Regions from separate parts of the Mus musculus genome. Here region 2 is linked to region 1. Evidence: chromatin loops called from intact Hi-C (ENCODE). Cell type or tissue: left cerebral cortex. All regions are shown on one strand. Links, peaks and the distances in the headings refer to the core of each region. The heading gives the core; the rest is flanking DNA.

What was found. Peaks named below come from ENCODE experiments on the same cell type or tissue, not always from the same donor. Only the 100,000 strongest peaks of a DNase experiment are listed, where the experiment ranks them.
Region 2: it touches region 1 in a loop (2.2-fold over the local background); 4 of 42 quality-filtered maps call a loop at or near these places.

Annotation. Positions count from the first base shown.
Region 1 is chr7:99,245,734-99,255,072 of GRCm38, forward strand. It overlaps Gm34062 (a long non-coding RNA gene), which reads left to right and starts at 5,779. Exons shown (of 4, transcript XR_378360.2): 1 at 5,779-5,879; 2 at 7,290-7,526; 3 at 7,701-7,952. It also overlaps the pseudogene Gm18943. In left cerebral cortex, for the core only: a CTCF peak has its summit at 4,012 (motif pointing left); DNase peaks (open chromatin) are centred at 3,641 and 4,009; H3K4me3 peaks cover 849 bases; H3K27ac peaks cover 50 bases.
Region 2 is chr7:99,176,711-99,186,049 of GRCm38, forward strand. It overlaps Dgat2 (diacylglycerol O-acyltransferase 2), which reads right to left and starts at 6,003. Exons shown (of 8, transcript NM_026384.3): 1 at 5,682-6,003. The coding sequence starts at 5,802. In left cerebral cortex, for the core only: no CTCF peak of the experiment used is centred there; DNase peaks (open chromatin) are centred at 870, 5,330, 6,083 and 6,300; H3K4me3 peaks cover 1,858 bases; H3K27ac peaks cover 1,344 bases.

The DNA.
Region 1 (9,339 bases), core at 924-8,923:
TCCATCTCCTTCCCACAGCCTCAAAATTACTGCTGAATCCAAATTGGGAAGGAGGACCAAACTATTTTCCAAAATGGATAAACATTGGAAGGCCCCTGGATCCTCCTCTCTGGCACTGGCTGTAACTGGCCAGGCTTTTTGGGGGGATGGATTGGGTGGGGGTGGGGTGTAAAATGTTTTCATTTGCATTTCCTCATCGCTGAAGTTGAATATCTTTATAGGTATAAAATTTCAGCATATTCACAAGAATCATCGTTCATCGGGCAGATACCTTTTTCTACTTCTGTTTTCCATTGAGAATTCAATTTCAGCAGTGCGGTGATGGCGCATGCCTTTACTCCCAGCACTTGGAAGACAGAAGCAGGAGGATCTCTGTGAATTCTGGGCCAGCCTGGTCTGTAGAGTGAGTTCCAGACAGCCTATACTACACAGAGAGACTTTGTCTCAGAAAATAAATAAATTTAAATAAATTAAATTTTGACCGGGTGTTGGAATGCACACCTTTAATCCTAGCACTTGGGAGGCAGAAGCAGGCGGATCTTTGTGACTTTGAGGCCAGCCTGGTCTACAGGGTGAGTTCCAGGACAGCCAGGACTACCCAGAAAAACACTGTCTTGAGGGGAAAAAAAAAAGAATTAAAAATTTCAGGGCAAAGTGGTACAAGTCTTTCACTCTAGGTTTTGTTTTGTTTTACTTTAAAAAAAAAAAGATTTATTTATTTATTATATGTAAGTACACTGTAGCTGACTTCAGACACACCAGAAGAGGGCAGCAGACCTCATTACGGGTGGTTGTGAGCCACCATGTGGTTGCTGGGATTTGAACTCAGGACCTTCAGAAGAGCAGTCAGCACTCTTAACCACTGAGCCATCTCGCCAGCCCTTTGTTTTACTTTTTTTTGTTTGTTTGTTTAAACATGTTTATTACAACAGATACAATTCACATCTGACTAGCTTTATTTCTCCTTTCCCCTCCCACAACCATGTTCATTGGGCCACTTCCTTGTATTTGAGCAGTTAATGTACTTTCAGCACACTTGCCCAGCAGTACTTCTTAAAGTCCATTCTTAGATGAAAATGGATTTCAATAAGTTATACAAACATGGGTTATGCTTGCTCACTGTGACTTCCAGCTACTGTACATAGGAATGACAAGGTTATAGAAAAGTGCCACAGCAACAGTGCCCCAAGAAAGGAAAGGGGGCACCTTAAAAAAAATGGATAAAATCAGGCCAAGGAACTTCAGAGGGAATGGAACATACAGGAAATGAAAACATATCTTTGCAAAACAAATGGAGCAGCACTGCTCTTGATCAGGTGCAAGTGCTGGTCAGTTGTCTCATGATATTTGTACACTGCTCATAAGGTTCAAAATCGTAACCTCAGACACAGATCACCTGGCACTTGCACTGGATTTTTGAAAATTCGAGATTTCTAAATGATAAATTAAACCCTCCCCCCCAAATTTTTTCTTTTTCTTTTTTTAAAAAAAGGTAATTTTGCAGACAGGTTTCCATGTAAAAGGCTAGGTATTCAGCCACCTCAGCACTGATTAGTTTCAGATGTCTAAGCTCTGTTACATTTTGGCTTCCCATGGCTTCACTCTACAAAACATATTTACAACATGAAGATACATCTACAAGAAAGCTACATTTCAAGGGTTTTACAAATCAATCTTGTATATTTCCCCTGAATTGACTCTCACAGACCCCGTCCCCTTGTCATTTCATTTGCCCAGCTTAACGGTCCATAGTCTACTTAAATGCAGCTCAAAATGTTATGACTGGGCAATAGATTTACAGTTCCTCTATGAGATCATGTGCAATTATTCACATCTTCAAACCATGAAGGAATTCTGATTTTTTTTTTTTTTTTTAGCTTTTCGAGTTCCTTAACTTGTTGTCTCAAAAATAGTATCCTCTGCTCTCGCAAAGTTGCTTGAATTTCACATACTCGAACTAATGATCTCAAATTTTCTAACTCAGTACATATTTCTGACATATGTACACTTCCCATATTATGGGCTTCTTTACGCAATCTTGATGCCTGCTTCTCTGCATGGTCTGCGGGCCACCCTTGAACATGCTTTATGAGATTATCATTGACGTGCACCACTAGAGTAGAGTTAATGAGCACGCAGATCTAGCAGATGCATTCTGTGGTACAGCAGTTGCAGCTGATGCATTACTACTGCAAGTATGATTTGGACCAGGTGATGGACTTCTCCGGCTACTTAAGCGCTGAAGACTTCGTGGAGAAACAGGATCATGGCTCTGCTGCTTGTCAGCAGTTACAGGCTGCTGTGTAGCCGAATGTGACACTGGTCCTTGCTTAACTACTGGAGTACTAACCTTTGGCTGGGATGAAACAGGTGGAGTACTCATCAAAGGTTTCATAGGGACCGTATTAGTTTGAGGTGTGCTTATTCTTGGAGACACATAGGATCTTGGGGATGAAGCATCAGACGTCAGAGACATTGGAGACTGATTAGATGGCTGGGCTTGTGTAGAAAGCTGGGCAGCTTGAGAAATCAGCGAGGTGATGTTGAAAGCAGATGGTCCAGCAGTAAGAAACTTGTGGATGATAGACTGCAAGGAAGCTTGTGTTACAGCTGCTGTAAGAATTCCACTGGTGAAACCACGAGTGGCTGTTGCTTGCATCACCTCTCTTCTGTAACCCCTGTCTTTTGGGAAACTATTAACTGCCAATTTATTTGCTTCTTTTTGTCTCTGTTCTCTTTCAAGCCACTCTTTTGGTTTCTCCCACTGTGAAACTTCTGTGCAACAACTGTAGTAGTAATTTTTTCCAGATGAGCTAATGTGCTCAGACCAATCATCTGCAGAATCATAAAGTGCATCTGAAGTTTTGCTTGGATTATTGCTTGGATTAGAAGAATGTGAATTTGAACTATGTGGTTGTGTGAGTTTTCTTGTGGAGAGTAACTGGTCCCACCGCCCCTTTCTCTAACTCTCTGAGTGTGCACGTTTTTGGCCTTGTTGTGACCTGTGCTGTCACTGTATTTGTTTTCAGGACTATTAGATCTCCGCAACATTTTGTTTGGTGGTGAAGGATCTGCGGCGTCTCGCATCTTTTCATGTCTGTGATCACCACTACTGGGGTGACTCTTTGAAGAATACTTAAGTGCCTGTAAAACATCACCCCCCTGGAAAGGCTGAAAGTCCCCTCTCCGGTCGTGACAGCCATCACTGAGTCTCTGCTGTTTCCTCGCATACATTACCATCAATACCCGGCTGTGTGTGTGTGTCGGGGAGGGGGAGAGCGGCCGCGAGGCAGGCGCGCGGGCGGCGGGCAGCCCGGGCACCAGGTCTCAGCGCACCCTCGGCGGCTCGACTACCGCTTAGGGTCGGCTAGGGCAGAGGTGCCAACTACGGGGCGGCAGCGCGAGCCGTGGGGAGGGGGTGAGAGGTCGTGTTCCGGTCCCCGCGGAGAGCGAACGCCTCCAGCACCTTCCCTCCTCCTGCTCCGCCGCCGCCGGGTCCTTCTCGCCGCCTCCTGCCGCTGCTACAGCCGCCGCCGCTCCACCAACTACATCCTTGTTTTACTTTTTAAGACAAGATTTTTCTATGTAGCTTTCTCTGTCCTGGAACTTGCTTTGCAAACCAGACTGGCTTCGAACTCAGATATCCACATGTTTTTGCATCTCCAGTGCCACCATCACCTGGCTGGCCGCGTGTTCTTTACTTGGACATTAGGAGGCATGGCTAATGTACTGGGATTAAAGGCTTGCACCACCACATCCTGGATCCTGCTGGAGTGGGTTTTAAATGCAGAATTAAAGTTCCATTTGAGTCCTTACTAAAACCTATCAAAATCCAGAATTTTCTTTGTCCTTTATCACACTTTCCATTCCCTAACTAGAGCAGCATCCCCCACCTTCCCTCGAACGTGAAATCCCCAGGTTCGGAAACCTAACAAGTTGGAGGGTGCCGGCAGAGGGGAAATTGGAAGCGGAAAATCAGCCTTCGACAATGAGAGCTACTCCCTCTGGTGGTCAATATGAAAAGCTGCAGCCAGAAGAGCTTAAGACTGGGTTGGTGATGGCTCAGAAGCCTGAGCTGAGGGGTTGAGGCTGGATGCAGGCTGACGAACTGGTTCCGCGCTGCTAGCTTTGGCTGGAGATGAGCAGTCTGTTTTTCTCTCCGCACTGTCAGGATGGAGGATCCTGAGCTTCTGCCCTGAGTGTCAGGTACTGTGAGAATGAGACCTTACCTCATCTTCAAAGCAAACTCAGAGGCGTAAACCATTTCAGCTTACCGAAGTAACAACACCTCCCTTTCGGCCTTTTGTTGTAATGGGATCGTTGTGAACCCACGTAGGCCCTGGCATTTTCTCTTTTCCTCACACAGGTGCCCTTTCTCCAGATATGTATGACGACTCCAAGTTCACTGTTCTTCACGTTGCATTTCTTTCTTTCTTTCTTTTTGTTTGTTTGTTTGTTTGTTTGTTTGTTTTTTCGAGACAGGGTTTCTCTGTGTAGTCCTGGCTGTCCCGGAACTCACTTTGTAGGTTGGCCTCGAACTCAGAAATCTGCCTGCCTCTGCCTCCCGAGTGCTGGGATTAAAGGCGTGCACCACCATGCCCGGCTCACGTTGCATTTTTAAAAAAGATTTATTTATTTCATGTACGTGGGTATACTGTCACTGTCTTCAGACACAGGAGAAGGCAGCTTCGGATCTCATTACCGATGGTTGTGAGCCACCATGTGGTTGCTGGGAATTGAACTCAGGAGCTCAAGCAGTCAGGTCTCTTACCCACTGAGCCATCTCTCCAGCCCCCAAGGTCTCTGTTGTGGTCGACAGCGGCATTTCAGCCAGTGTGGCCAATAGGAACGCCACACTCTCTCCACAGGAATCTCTAACGCAGGGACCTCCGCCCACCTCCCACTGGGAGGTGTGTTCTCTGAATGAGGAAAGGTGAAGCTGAGGCTTTCTGTCCCCACTTCAAGCTCTCTGAGAGCTGAAGGAAGTCCCTTCAGCCGAGGGTCCTTTTCTGCAGGCAGGACTGTGAATTTGGCAGGCTGGCCCGTGCAGCAGTGTCCACACTCCCGTGTGGGGTGCTGTTATCTCAGTAAGACTCTGTGGTGAACTAAGTTTAAAGTTGAAGTGCACAGCATGGTAGGGGTTCTGAGACGTCTATCTGGAAAGAGACTGAGGTGTGGCTGGCGCGCCTTTAGTCCTTGCACTTGGGAGGCAGAGGCAAAGGCGGAGGCAGGTGGATTTCTGAGTTCGAGGCCAGCATGGTCTACAGAGTGAGTTCCAGGACAGCCAGGGCTACACAGAGAAACCCTGTCTCGAAAAACAAAAACAAAAACAGAGAGAGAGAGAGAGAGAGAGAGAGGCACTGCTCGACTGTGTGTGCCCAAGCACTGCAGCTAGAGGAAACGCTAGAGACTGGCTGTTGGGTCTCAGGTTGAACGTGGTTCTTCCTCTCCTGGAAATGATGTAAATTCTGGGCATATATGGAAGGACGAACATCCCGACCCTCACCCAAGGGGCCCTCACCCAAGGGGTTAAGCCATATATTCTTGTTTGTTTGTTTGTTTGTTTGTTTTTCGAGACAGAGACAGGGTTTCTCTGCGTAGCCCTGGCTGTCCTGGAACTCACTTTGTAGACCAGGCTGGCCTCGAACTCAGAAATCTGCCTGCGGTTAATCCATATCTTAACCCCCTGAACCGTAAACAATGCTTTATATGTGGCAAGAGGAATGTGGCAAGCATGACTAAAGGGAAGAGTCTGAAATCACCTCATGTGACCCTACAGTTGGCTGTATGATGTCATCACAGAGATCCTTGTAAGATGGCAGTGGAGGGCCAAGGGCACAACAGAAGACAGCTACATGGTGATGGAAGAGAGGCGCTTGGTAAGATGCTCTTTGAACCACAAGGAAGGGACCACATGGGGAACAGAACAAGGCAAGATGATAGGCTCTCTCACAGAGCATCCCGCAGATCCCCCCTTGCTGACACACTTTTAAGCTGGGTGTGACACTGTCTTTTCGTTGCTATGACAGAATACCCAAACAAAAGAAACTTCACCATGGAAGGATTTATGCTGACTCAGGCTTAGGGGTACAGTCCACCAAGGGGGAGGGGGAGGCAAGGGGTGGGAACATCAGGCAGCTGGCCACATTATGCCCACAGTCCGGAAATAGAGCCATACACACAGGCTTCTGCTCAGCGACCTTTCTCCTTTGAAAGCAGCCTGCAGCCTCAGCACCACCTATGTTCTGAGTGAGGCTTCCTTCTCAGTGAAACCTCTGGCCAAGTTTCACAGACACAACCAGAGGTGTCTTTCCTAATTGAGTCTAAATCCAGTCAGGTTCACAGTCAAGACTACCTACCTATCATGACACCGACTTTCCAACTTGTGGCCTCCATAAGTATCGACTTCTGTTGTTCGAGGTAGCCTTGTAGCAGCCCAGGATTACAGCCCTCCTCAGGCCCCACTAGGGCTCAGTTCCCCAGTATTTTTCTCTTCTATTCCCACAGCAACACCCTCGGCTGGCAGCCAGATCTCCTCATACCAACAGATTTGTTTGGTTTTGTTTGTTTTGTTTTGTTTTGTTTTTTTGGGACAGTGTCTCACTATGTGGCCCTGGCTGGCCTGGAACCCACTATATAGATTGAGCTGGCTTTGAACTCACAGAGATACATCTTTTGCTGCTTTCCGAGTGCTGAGATTAAAGGTGTGCATCACCATGCCTACATGGCTGTCCTATCCCATCCTTGAGAATCAAACACCACTTCCTTCTGGAGCCTGCTGCGGCCAGCCATTGGTGGGAGGGGAAAGGCATGACTCTTAAAGTGGGGAGCTCCTTCTATCTCCATGGACCTGTCCCCCTGCCAGGCGACAGGAAACTCTGCAGAGGTTTGGCTGGTGGAATAAGTGAGTGATATGTACAGTGAGTGATATGTACAGTGAGTGATATGTACAGTGAGTGATATGTACAGTGAGTGATATGTACAGTGGTGTGGGGATGTGCTCTCTAGGCCTCCAGGGGAAGGAAATCTGTGCTCTGCTGGACCTGGTGCCCTCCTGAGCCTGGGGCTCATCTTTAATACAAAAGGTCACTTTGAGTCTTGGGCAGGTTTCCTCAGACACTTCACAAACCCTCCAAGCCTTCAATGCCCCCAAACTGACACTTTTTCTTTTGTACTCCCTGGCTCTGGGTGGTCCCACCACTCACCTGCCCCTGCCCCCAACACAGGACTCGGGAGCAGGGCACCCAAAGTCTTCCTCCTTCCTTACCTCATATTCCATTCTTTCTTAGGGTGTGTACTCGTTCATACCTGTGCCTATGTGTGCACCTTTGTGGAGGCCGAAGGTTGTCTCTGTCTCACCAGCACTGGAGTGACAGATGTACACTGCTGGCTGGGCCTGGCTTTGTATGTGAGGTCAGGGATCTGAACTCAGGGAATCGTGCTTGCTCAGCAAACATTCAACTCACCTGGGCATCTCCTCAGCCCCCTGCTTCCAGTCCTTTAGAAAGCACAGCTACTTCTACCAGGTATCGCTCTCTTCCTCTTTCAGCCACATCCCACACTGCCATCTGCCTGATCACTTCTTTACTGGCCTCATCCATGCTGTCCTTGACTCCGGGTCCCATCCATTTCCTCCTTCACAGAGCAGAATCACTGGAATTTCTAGAACCTATTTCTAACCATGTTCCTCTCTTGCTCAGGCAGAGAAAGGCCCAGACAGGATTCCCTCCTGTATGCAGCCCATGGGGCCCCTCATCTTTGGACATCATCCGCGTTTCTTAAGAGACCACAGTGACTGATGGCAATGGCCCCAGTGTCACCTGCCAGCTCAGTTGTGACACTCAGTTCCATTTCCCTCTGTAGCCACTGCCGTGACCTGAAGAGACACTGCTCTGCCAGGCCAGGAGAGTTCTCGTAAGGCCTTCTGGGACCTGAGATTTACCCTTATCATGGTGAGCATTATAAATGGCTCCTGCATTAAACACTATTTACTGCCGTAAACATTTTAAAAGGATTTTTATTATCTCCAGTTTGGGAAAGAGCACATTACTCATTCTCTTTCCGAGACTCGAACTTGTATTGATAATAACCGAGATGAGGCTGTCCTGGATTCCCCTCGACTAGCTGGCATAACACCGCTCTTGTAGAGGTCGGAGAGATGGCTCAAAGGTTCCCAGCACTTGCTGTTCTTGCAGAAGACTTAGGTTCAGTGTCCAGCACCCATGAGGTGGCCTCACAGCTTCTGTAACTCCAATTCCAGGGTCTAGTGTTTCCTTCTGGCCTCTGAGGACACTAGGCCCTCAGATGGTACACACACACACATGAAGGCACTCATATATGCATGAAATAAAAATAAGTACATCTTTTAAAAATAATTCATTTATTTTTATTTTATGTGCACTGGTGATTTGCATGTATGTTTTGCATACATACGTGTATGTTTGTGTGAAGGTCTTGGGTCCCTGGGAACCAGAGTTACAGACAGTTGTGAACTGCTATATGGTTACTGGGAATTGAACTGGATCCTCTGGAAGAGCAGCCAGTGCTCTTATCTGCTGAACCATATCTCCAGGCCATGTAGCACAAGCCTTTAATGCCAGCACTTGGGAGGCAGAGGCAGAGGATCTCTATGAGTTCCAGGTCAGCCTGGTCTACAGAGCCAGTTCTAGGACAACCAACGTGACACAGCAAAATGCAAAAAAACAAAAAACAAAAACCAAAAACAAACACCCCCCAAAAAACCTAAATAAATAGATAAAACAAAAATAATATAAACCCTGCACTTGTCAACATTTATTTAAACATTTTTGGTGTTTATGTATTTATTACATGTGTTTACACATTTGTATGTATGCATACCAGAGGTCATTGTTGAGTGTTCTTTGTTGCTGTTGCAGATTTTTTTTTTAATATAGATTTCTGATTTGCTTGGCCTGTGCCCTCCTCGCCACCATGGGGATTGCTGCTGTGCCTGGCTTTCCATGCGAGTGCTGGAGGTCTGAACTCAGGTCCCCACGCTTGCACAGCAAAGCGCTCACCGATTGAGCCAACTTCCCACTCCAAGTGCCTATTTACTTTGAGACTGTTGTTTTCTTATCCTACTTAGAACCCAGACATTCTTCTGGACGCTTAAATCATTTGTGTATGTTCTTTTTTATCTTCTTAAGCTAGGATTTCTCTATGTAGCCTCTGCTGTCCTGGAACTCTCTTAAGGTTTGGCTCCTCTAGGGGCTCAGGGTCCCCAGCTAGGTGGAGAGAGGCCAGACCACAGGCTCTTGCACACATGGTCTCATGTCTAGTATGGCATCAGAGATGTGGGCTGCTGTGCTATGCAATGAT
Region 2 (9,339 bases), core at 439-8,438, 70 kb before region 1:
CAGCTCAGATGAGGTATCAGCCTAACATAAGGAAGTCATGGGCCCTGCGAATGGCATCTACAAAGAGAGAGCACAAATTTGAGGACTTAAGTATACAAGTCCAGTCCAGCTACAGCAGAGACTGAATCTGAGTAACAGAGAGGCAGGCAGGAAGGACGAGAAGGCCATGGAGTGCTGGCCTCTACCTTGAACACCAGGAAAAGCCTATCAGTTTCCACTCCATCCAACAACTTTGGACAGGGCAGCAACCTAGCCATTCAGCTGCTAACGCACTGGTGAGACCTTTCCCAGAAAGATGAACAATCTCCTTTGAGAGCTATTATGGAAATTAGGCGTCCCAAAATAGTGCCCATAGTGACATTTGGGCCAAAGGGAAGGCCAAACCACCACAGATCCATGCTATGCTAGGGGAAGTACCTGGCCAGGCTATCAAGAGCCTGCTACAGGGAGCCCAGCATCCCAGTCTCCTTAGATTTTCTGGGACCCTCCCTTCCCTCTAGTTTCCCTCGAGCACTACATAAGGCATAAGAACAGAGCAGAGGAGGCCTGAGGTCTTGCCAACTTGGACCTTCTTCACTCTACTAGAATTCCTAATGGCTTTTTAATCTACAAATGACCTTGCTAATAAGAACATTGGCTCCTACAAGAGTTATTCTAGAGAGTTAGGGTTTAACATATTTACTTTTCATTAAATAAGATAGAGTCCTGGGAGGTAAAGGCAAAAAAGTAAGTCTTTTAGGATGGTAGGTTCTCAACAGCCAACCAGGACTGCAATACAAGTGACATGAGACCCCAGCGCCTGCTTTCTCCACCCCCACTCTCTGACCCAGCACATTCAATCCTGAGTAGGAGGGGCTGCCATGGCAACACCATCAGTTTGCATGTGCGTCACCAAGGAGTCCCCAGAATAGGTCCTTATGACAATCCATGGGGAGGTACGTTCCTCTAGGGCACTCACCTGGGCCCCAAGGAGGATGCAAGTCCCATTTTCTGGAATGACAGAGGGTACGAACGAGGAAGAGTAGGGGGCCAGGTCTGGCAACAACACACTTCCCACTGATCTGGAAGGAACCAAAGGGGCTGACCTAGTCAGGCCTCCTCGCACCACACGCACGAAGAGCTGGCGCAGTGTGGAAGGTAGAAGCAGAATGAGGTTCCTGCCCTGGCTCAGAATTCCCCGCTGCTCTGAGAGCAGACCCTCAGGCTTCCTGCTATGGGATTGGCACAAGGGTCTCCCAGGCTCAGCACAACAGTGAAGATACTTTTACCATACCCCTGTCCACTGCACACAGGAAGGGGACTAACAATCAGCAAGAGGCAGTGGCTTGCTGAGGCCAAGTCAGGCATGCTGGCTGACACAGTCAGCAATAAGTGATCAGCCAGCAGACTGCAAACTCAGACCCAGGGGAGTCCGCTCCAGGAGCCAGTCTTCACATATCCCGTTTTTATGAAGTAGTCTTTGATGATGAGGCCAAGGAAGTATGCCACTTAGGATACCAGGTTCCAAAAACCCTGGCTGTCTGGGCTCTCAGAAATCTACCTGCCTCTGCATGAGCGCTAGGATTAAAGGTGTGCAACCACCACACCCAGCTTTGACTGGAGAAAGTAATCTTCAGAGACAGCAGAGTTTTCTGCCTAGAGGACCTGGAAGCCCCACGAATGATTCTTTTACTCAACAAATATCACCAGGGCTCCTACCACCTGCCTGCACTGGGTCAGACACTAGGGACACAGCACTGAGAAAGACAAATGAGGTCCTTGTCCCCAAGGGCTGACAATTACCCAAACAATACACACATGTCACAACTAAGTGATAATGACTTTCAAAGTACAAGCTCTGGGAGCTGGAGGATGTGGTGGCAATATGGGTAGGCATGCAAGATCCAGGACCGGGAGAGAGAACTAACTTATGCACAGTGATGGAGGGTCAGAAAGAGTACCAGCATGTGGCATGGCAGCCAGGAGGTCATGAGGGGGTGGGAGGGGTTCAGGTAGCCTCACAGGATCTGAAGTATGAAGTATTGGGGGTGGGGGGATGGAGAAAATTTATCTAGCCAGACAGAAGTTCTATGGGCTGTTGGTATTCCTATCCACCAAGCCTAGGGGAGCTTCCTCAAAAAGCTTGGGAAGGAGACACCATACCCAACATGGAGTAAGCAGCAGGCATTTGGCAACAGCATGGTGCATATTATGGTCAGCTCTCAGTCCTGTCCCCATGCCTCTCTCTGGCTTAAGGAGGCTGATGGGCAGATGGAGATGAATCGGGGGTTCTGTTCTGGCTTTTGTCTTTTCTTCTCCTGGACCAGTCCTTCGTGGGGACCTTTCTTTCTTTCTTTTTTTTTTTTCTTTTTGGTTTTTTTTTTTTTTTTTTTTTTTTTTTTTTTTTTTTTGAGACAGGGTTTCTCTGTATAGCCCCTGGCTGTCCTGGAACTCACTCTGTAGACCAGGCTGGCCTAGAACTGAGAAATCCACCTGTCACCTGCCTTCCAAGTGCTGGGATTAAAGGCGTGCGCCACCACCGCCCAGCTGAGACCTCAGTTTCTAATGTGTACTATGAAGGTTGGGCCAGACCCAGCACCATGGATGACTGTAGTTTGATAACTCAAGTACTGGCGGCTGAATTTAGGAGCAGGAAGGTAGAGGCAGAGCAGAATTTCCACACTTGCAACTGAGTCACTTCCCTGCTAATAATGCACTGCATTTGGCCCTCCTTTCCTGGCCGAGGTGAGCCTTGGCAGCAGATGCGACTCAAAAGTGGGAAAAGCCACAGGGAACTGAGGGAGCGGGGACAAGAGCAAGGTTCTCACTCTGCGATCACAGGACTACGGGACTATGTCAGATGACTGCCAACCCCCAGTTCCAGAATTACCCGCAACAATCTAGCCACTTAGTTTTACCCTCCACCTAGCATATGCGCAGGGGAGGGGTTCTCCATCTCTACCATCCAAGCTATGCGGTCATCATAAACAGCTGTTGGGATTCTTTTATTAAAATCCCAACTATGACTCCACCCCTGTCCTAGGCTTCAGAGCCACACAATGTCCCAGCTCAGAGCTGTACTGCCACTACCTCACGCTGGGTCGTGGACTAAACTAAGAATAGTCACAAGCAGCCAAGGCTCCACCATGAGAAGCCCCCCATCCAGGAGCAAAGGCAGGGATGGCCCTGCGGGTGCCTATTAGCTTCTAAGCCACCGTCTAAGCCAGACATTCAGAGATCAGAAATGCCAATGTGAACCAGGAGGGGTGGCATATGCCTTTAATCCCAGCACTCAGGAGGCAGGTAGGTAGTTCTGTAAGGCCAACCTGGTCTACAGAGTAAGTGACAGGACAGCCAGCCATAAAAAACAAACAAAACAACCTGTCTTGAGGAACTACACACACACACACACACACACACACACACACACACACACACACAAATAAAAAACAGACTCCCTCTCTCCCAACAAATGCACACCATCCAGGTTTCGACAATAAAACAAGTTATCAGTGCAATCTCTCACCCATTATGGAACTTCCCTTCACAGAGTCCATACTCTTGCCTCCTTCCTTGAACACTGCCACTACCAGGGTGGTTGGTGGGAACTGCTCTGAGGAGACAAACTAGGCCACTAGGGAGTGTCCATAGGACCAAGGAGGAACAAGGAGGCCTCCTGGAGATGGCAAGATAACAGAGACTTTGCTAGAGCACCCTCCCCTACCCCACCTAGTCTTTCACCAAAGTAGATTCCAGAGAGTTAAACTGACTAGTCTGCATTTCATATTAGTCCTGGTTGCAGTCTATGAGGTAATCACACCCACTTTTTTCCCCATTGTATTTTCTACATTGAACATCAACATGGAGAAATTCTCTTGCTATGACAGTAAAGAACTGCTCAAGAGCTGGAGGACAAATTCTGAGTTAAAAAACAAAAACAAAACTGTCAAAAAAAAAAAAAAAAGAATTTAACAGGCATCCTGCTCTTGGAAGACAGAGGAGAGCCCAGGAAGAATAGCTCCAGGAGGGGCCATAGCAGACCGCAGGCAGGGGCCATTACCCAGAGACTGAGAATATTTAAAAGCATTGACATGGGCAGATCGCGTCCTTCCCTGTTAAGGGAATCAAAAGGCCCAAGGAAGAGAGAAGCACTGAGAAGAGGCCAGTGGAAGCTGTAGGCTGTATGTGGGGCAGCTCCAGGGGCTTGCCCCCTAGGATGGAAACACTTCTCCAGGGGCAGATAACCATAGCAACAGTCAGCTAGGACTGGTGCCAATGCCAGGTGGAAACACTCTGATGGAGCCCCAGCATGGGTTAGCTTGCAGCCACCAGCATGTGAGAATGGCAGACATACAAATGGTAAGAAATATTCATGCCGTACCATTAAGAGAAGACTGAATTTAGAACTGTGTGCGCGTGTGTGTGTGTGCGTGTGCGTGTATCTCTATCTCATATTCTTGACTTTATACAACATGTACTAAGAGATGTAACCACTAGATAGTTGGTTTACCAGCAATCTTATTTTGTTCCTGATTGCCTAAACTTTCAAGATTACCACAACTAATATGTCCTGGAACTAACTCATCCTGTAAGCCAGGCTGGACTCACTCTCAAGAGATCTGCCTGCTTCTGCCTCCCAAGTCCTAGGATTGAAGGTGTGCATCACCGCTGCCCTTTCTAAGGAAAACTGGGGTAGCTCGTTCCTCCTCCTTCAGTTTCTGCAGCTTCAGCTAAGCAACGTGGGGTGCTTTGCCTTGTATGGAAAAGGCTGAGGTGTGATTTGAACTGTATGCCCCCCTTCCCCATTCACTGAAGGCCTCGGTTCTATCTTGAAGGCAGACACAACTTCTAGAAGGATAATCAACTTAGGCAGATCTCTGTGAGTTCAAGGCCAGCCTGGTCTATAGAATACCAGGACAAACAGAGCTGTTACACAGACTAAACAAACGAAAAAAATCCAAGGGTTTCCCACCCCTCTTCTAAGTATGTCAGACTCAGGGTTGCGCTGTGAGGGCTTCACAGTCTGGGTTGGCCCACAAAAGCTGGGGCAGAGGGCAGTTGGGGCACACCTGGTTCCAGGCAGGCATGTTCTCCATCCAGTGACTGTTTCAGGGGATTACAAAACCCTACTTACCACCCTGCCCCATCCAGTTCCTCCCAGCCAAATCCTGCTCCACCTTGTGAGGTAGATCAGTACTGGGGGCTGGAGAGTGAAATATCACTACTAACTGAGCTGAGTGGGTGGTGTCGCCCTCAGCAGCTGGGGGGATGGCAAGTGATGTAACACGTGTTGCAACATTAGTGAGTACCAGGATGGAGAATGAAGCCAGGCTAGCCTAGGATACCAGGTTGCCTGGCTCAAACTGGGTAACCAGCCGAGCTAAGCATGAATCTTGCCTCATCCTTAACCAAATGACAGGATGCAGAAGAGTCAAGTTCCCCTAAAGAGAAGCTAGTTGTAGTGGCACACCTGCAATCACAGCACCTGGGATGCCAAGGAAGGAGGATTAAGAGTTGGAAGCCAGCCTAGGCTACAAGGCGAGACCTTTTAAAAACTGGAAATAATTGTCTGGGACTCCGACCTGAACTAGCTAGCCGTCCGTCCAGCACAGGGCAGCACGCTTTGGCCAAAGTCCCTTCCTGAAAGTCGTCTTGCTGTGGGTGCCCTCAGGATGAAAGCCCTAGGGATGACTGACACTCACCCCATCGCCCAGACCCCTCGCGTGACAGGGCAGATCCTTTATTCTTGTTTTCGCTGCGGGCAGCTTCCGCCCGACGCTCACCCCGCAGGACCCCGGAGTAGGCGGCGATGAGGGTCTTCATGCTGAAGCCAATGCACGTCACGGCCGTGCAGAAAGCCGCCTCACGCCGCGCCCCTGACCCATGCCCCGGCCGCCGGGGCCAGGGCTTCGCGCTGAGCTCCGGGAGCTGAGGGACAGCGCCCAGGCCGTGGCGGCAGCAGGGCGAGAGCTGAGGTAGGTAGCCGCTGCCACCCTAGATGAGCAGAAAGCCAGCGAAGCGCGGCCACGGCGCCGAGCGCCGCTGCGCGCGCACTTTATAACCTCACAACGGGGCGGGTCGTGACGCTATAGGGCGGGGCAAAAGGGTCCGCCCCGGACTGTGCCATGTTCTTGTAGGGGGTGAGACTCCCGGCGATAAACTATGCACAGAGCCCAGGAAGGCAGCATGGCCTGAACTGTACGGTTCAGAGTCTATAGAATACGGGCAAGGGAGCCGGAGTCCCGGTGTATGAAACTACTCCTGGTTGCCCCAGCGACCGCCTTGTCATTCTCCCAAGCCTCTCTCTCAGACGTTAGTACGGTCCAGCAGCTGGAACGTGGGCAGGGAGTTTGAGCACGTGCGGGACGATCCGGACCGTGCGGGTGCCTGTGTCCCTTTTGGCTGTGCTTTCCTTGGGCAGGCCTAGCCTGCAGTGAGTAGTGTTGGAATTCGTTAGGTTACAGCTGGACCTGACAGTTACCCAAGTGCCGCAGCCTTTCCTTTTACCAGCAAAAAAATAGGAGTGATTGAGTCTTATCAGGAAGGAACCTAGAGCGATGGAGTCTACTACCTGTAATCCTACAATCCTAGCAGCTCGCTCTCTCTCTCCTCTCTCTCTCTCTCTCTCTCTCTCTCTCTCTCTCTCTCTCTCTCTCTCTCTCTCTCTCTCGCCTCTTCTCTCTCCTCTCTCCCCCTTCTCTCCCCTCTCTCCTCTCTCTCTCTCCTCTCTCTCTCTCTCTCTCTCTCTCTCTCTCTCTCTCTCTCTCTCTCTCGCCTCTTCTCTCTCTCTCCCTCCCTCTCCTGTATGTATGCAAGAGTTTGAAGCCAGCCCAGGCTACATAGTGACCCTGTCTCCAAACACCAAAGACAAAGGCAATACTACAAGCATAGTGAGTGATGGACTTCAAGCCCAGTTCCAGACCTCTCTTCCTCTCTTTTCCTCAACTTCAGGGTGTCTTTTGTTTGGCTTGGTTTGCCGGAGGGGGGCAGGGTGTGGGGTTGAGGGTTGTGTGAATGTTGATGTTTTGGTTTTTCTTTTCTTTTCTCTTTTTAGAAATTGGGTTTCTCCTTGTAGCCCTGGCTGTCCTGGCACTATGTAGACTAGGCTGGCCTGAATTTATAGAGATGCACCTTTGTCTGACTCTAGTGCTGAGTGAAAGGCATGTGCCACCACTCGCAGTTTGCAGCTTCAGTTTTCTTTCACATCTGTAAAAACGGGAACACCCGTGATTGTATTGTGAGAGGCTTTGAGAATTGAGGAACTGAGGTATATGGACTAAGCTCACTACAGGCACTGGGACTCATTCCCATTGCCCACAGAGGAAGAGGAGTTCCGCAGAATGAGGGTGTGAGCACAAGCCGAAGGGCAGCATCAGTCAGCATGTCTGGATTGGGGCAGGACCATAGAGACTGTAGTCCTGGCAACGTGGGAGATGGAGACTGCAGTGACATGGGATTAGAAAATCCTCCAGTGTCTCTCTTAAGACTTTGGGGTGGGACTGGGTTCTGGGAGAGCCTTAAAAGAAACGAAAGAGGTAAGATGAATTGTAGGATCCCTCTTGACAGAGTATGAGAAATAAACGTGAGGACAGGTTGCAGTGGGGAGCTGGGTGAGTGGGAGAATCTCAAGCAAAGGCAGTGGTTAAAGGTATGCCCTTCAGAAAAAAGATAGGACTGGGGTGTGGCTCACCTTTGGGTTGCATACTGTAAGGTCTAGGTCAATAGGGCCTTGGGGAAGAGCAGAAAAGAAAGGAGGTGAGTTCTACCTGAAGAGGGGAGAAAGTCCCAGGGCCTGTGACAAATGCCATTAGTGAAACCTAGAAACACTTGCATGATGAGTGGTGGGGCACAAATCTCACTGAGAAAATACTACCAAACCCAGAGAACTGAGTCAACCATAAATAGAAGGAAAAAGATCCTAGGGCATGATGATGCTCTGTGGTAGTCCTAGGTCATTTTATGGAACTAAGGGAAAGCTACTGGCATGCCATGCTCACGGGAGACTCGAGATGGATGTATGCTGTGCAACAACTGTGGGGGGAGAGAGGTATATATATATATATATATATATATATATATATATATATATATATATATATGGGGGGCAGAACAATACACAAACATACACACACACACACACACACACAGCATGGAAGACCTCGGGTCACTGTATGGCACATTCCTGCTCCAGGAGCATCTCTGTAGAGGAGGCCTTGTGCCAGGACCCATGAAAAACTCACTTACCTCTGCTACTGTCCGATGGGCAGAGATTAATCTGGAAGGTTATAAGCCTGGGGTGTAGTCTTTCCTTTAGCAGTGACTTGTCAAGTGTCCTTGCTAAGTCGATAGTTGTTCATCACAAAGTGGAGGTGGGAAGTTAGCCATACCTGTTATAACCTGAGCATGTGGTCAGTGAGGAAGAGGATGAGGTGGAGGAGGAGGAGGATGTCTCCTTCAGGAGCTCAAGGTCATTCTCAACTATGTAATGATTTGGAAGCTGGCCTGAGTTAGCCGAGACCCTGTCTCAAAAAAGAAACAGGAGGAGGGAGGAAAAAAAGGAGACAGAAAGGGTGACAGTTCCTATCTTGACTACTTATGGATCAACTAAAGTAATATGGAAAGGGTGTTACCATTATGCAAGGAGAGTAAGATACCATTATCTTAATGATAACAAATGGCAGGACTTTGGGTAAACGAGGCCCATTGGAAACATTCAGATCCCAAGTTCATGTGTGTACTTCAGCATTTTCCTGTGCACCTTCTCTGGGTCAGGTACTGATTGGAACACACAGAACCAGAACTTGTCCCTGCCTTGGTGGAGACTCAACCAAGAGATGAGACCAGTGGTCAAAGGATGGCCAGGCTGTTGTGCAGGGAAGTGTAAGGTCAGGCCAAGGCTGGCCCTCCCATCCTGGTTGCCATTGCCTGCCTCTGCTGAGCTTGGAATTTACCCAAGCCCAGGAGCCCTTGGTCTATGCCCATTGTGGGTCTAACTCAACCAAGAGGCTCAGTGGACGGTAGATTGGCCAATAGACGTGTCATTTGTCAGGGAACGATAAATGAGAAAGTCAAAATGAGGCAATATTGCTGCTGGATATGAGATTAATCTGTTGGTCAGAGAGGAAGGGCATATATTCAGAGGTTCCAGCATGGGTTCCAATGGAGCCCTGGTATGGCTGGAAAGGGAATGTAGATGGTAAGTTAGGGGGGAGGTGGGAGGGAGGAGGTGGAGTTGAAAGTTGACAACAGGAGCCAAATCTAGGGAACCTTGTGGGTCAGCACACTTTTAATTCCAACTCTAAGGAGGCAGAAGCAGGTGGTTCTCTGAGTCTGAAGCTAGGCTGATCTACAGAGAATTCC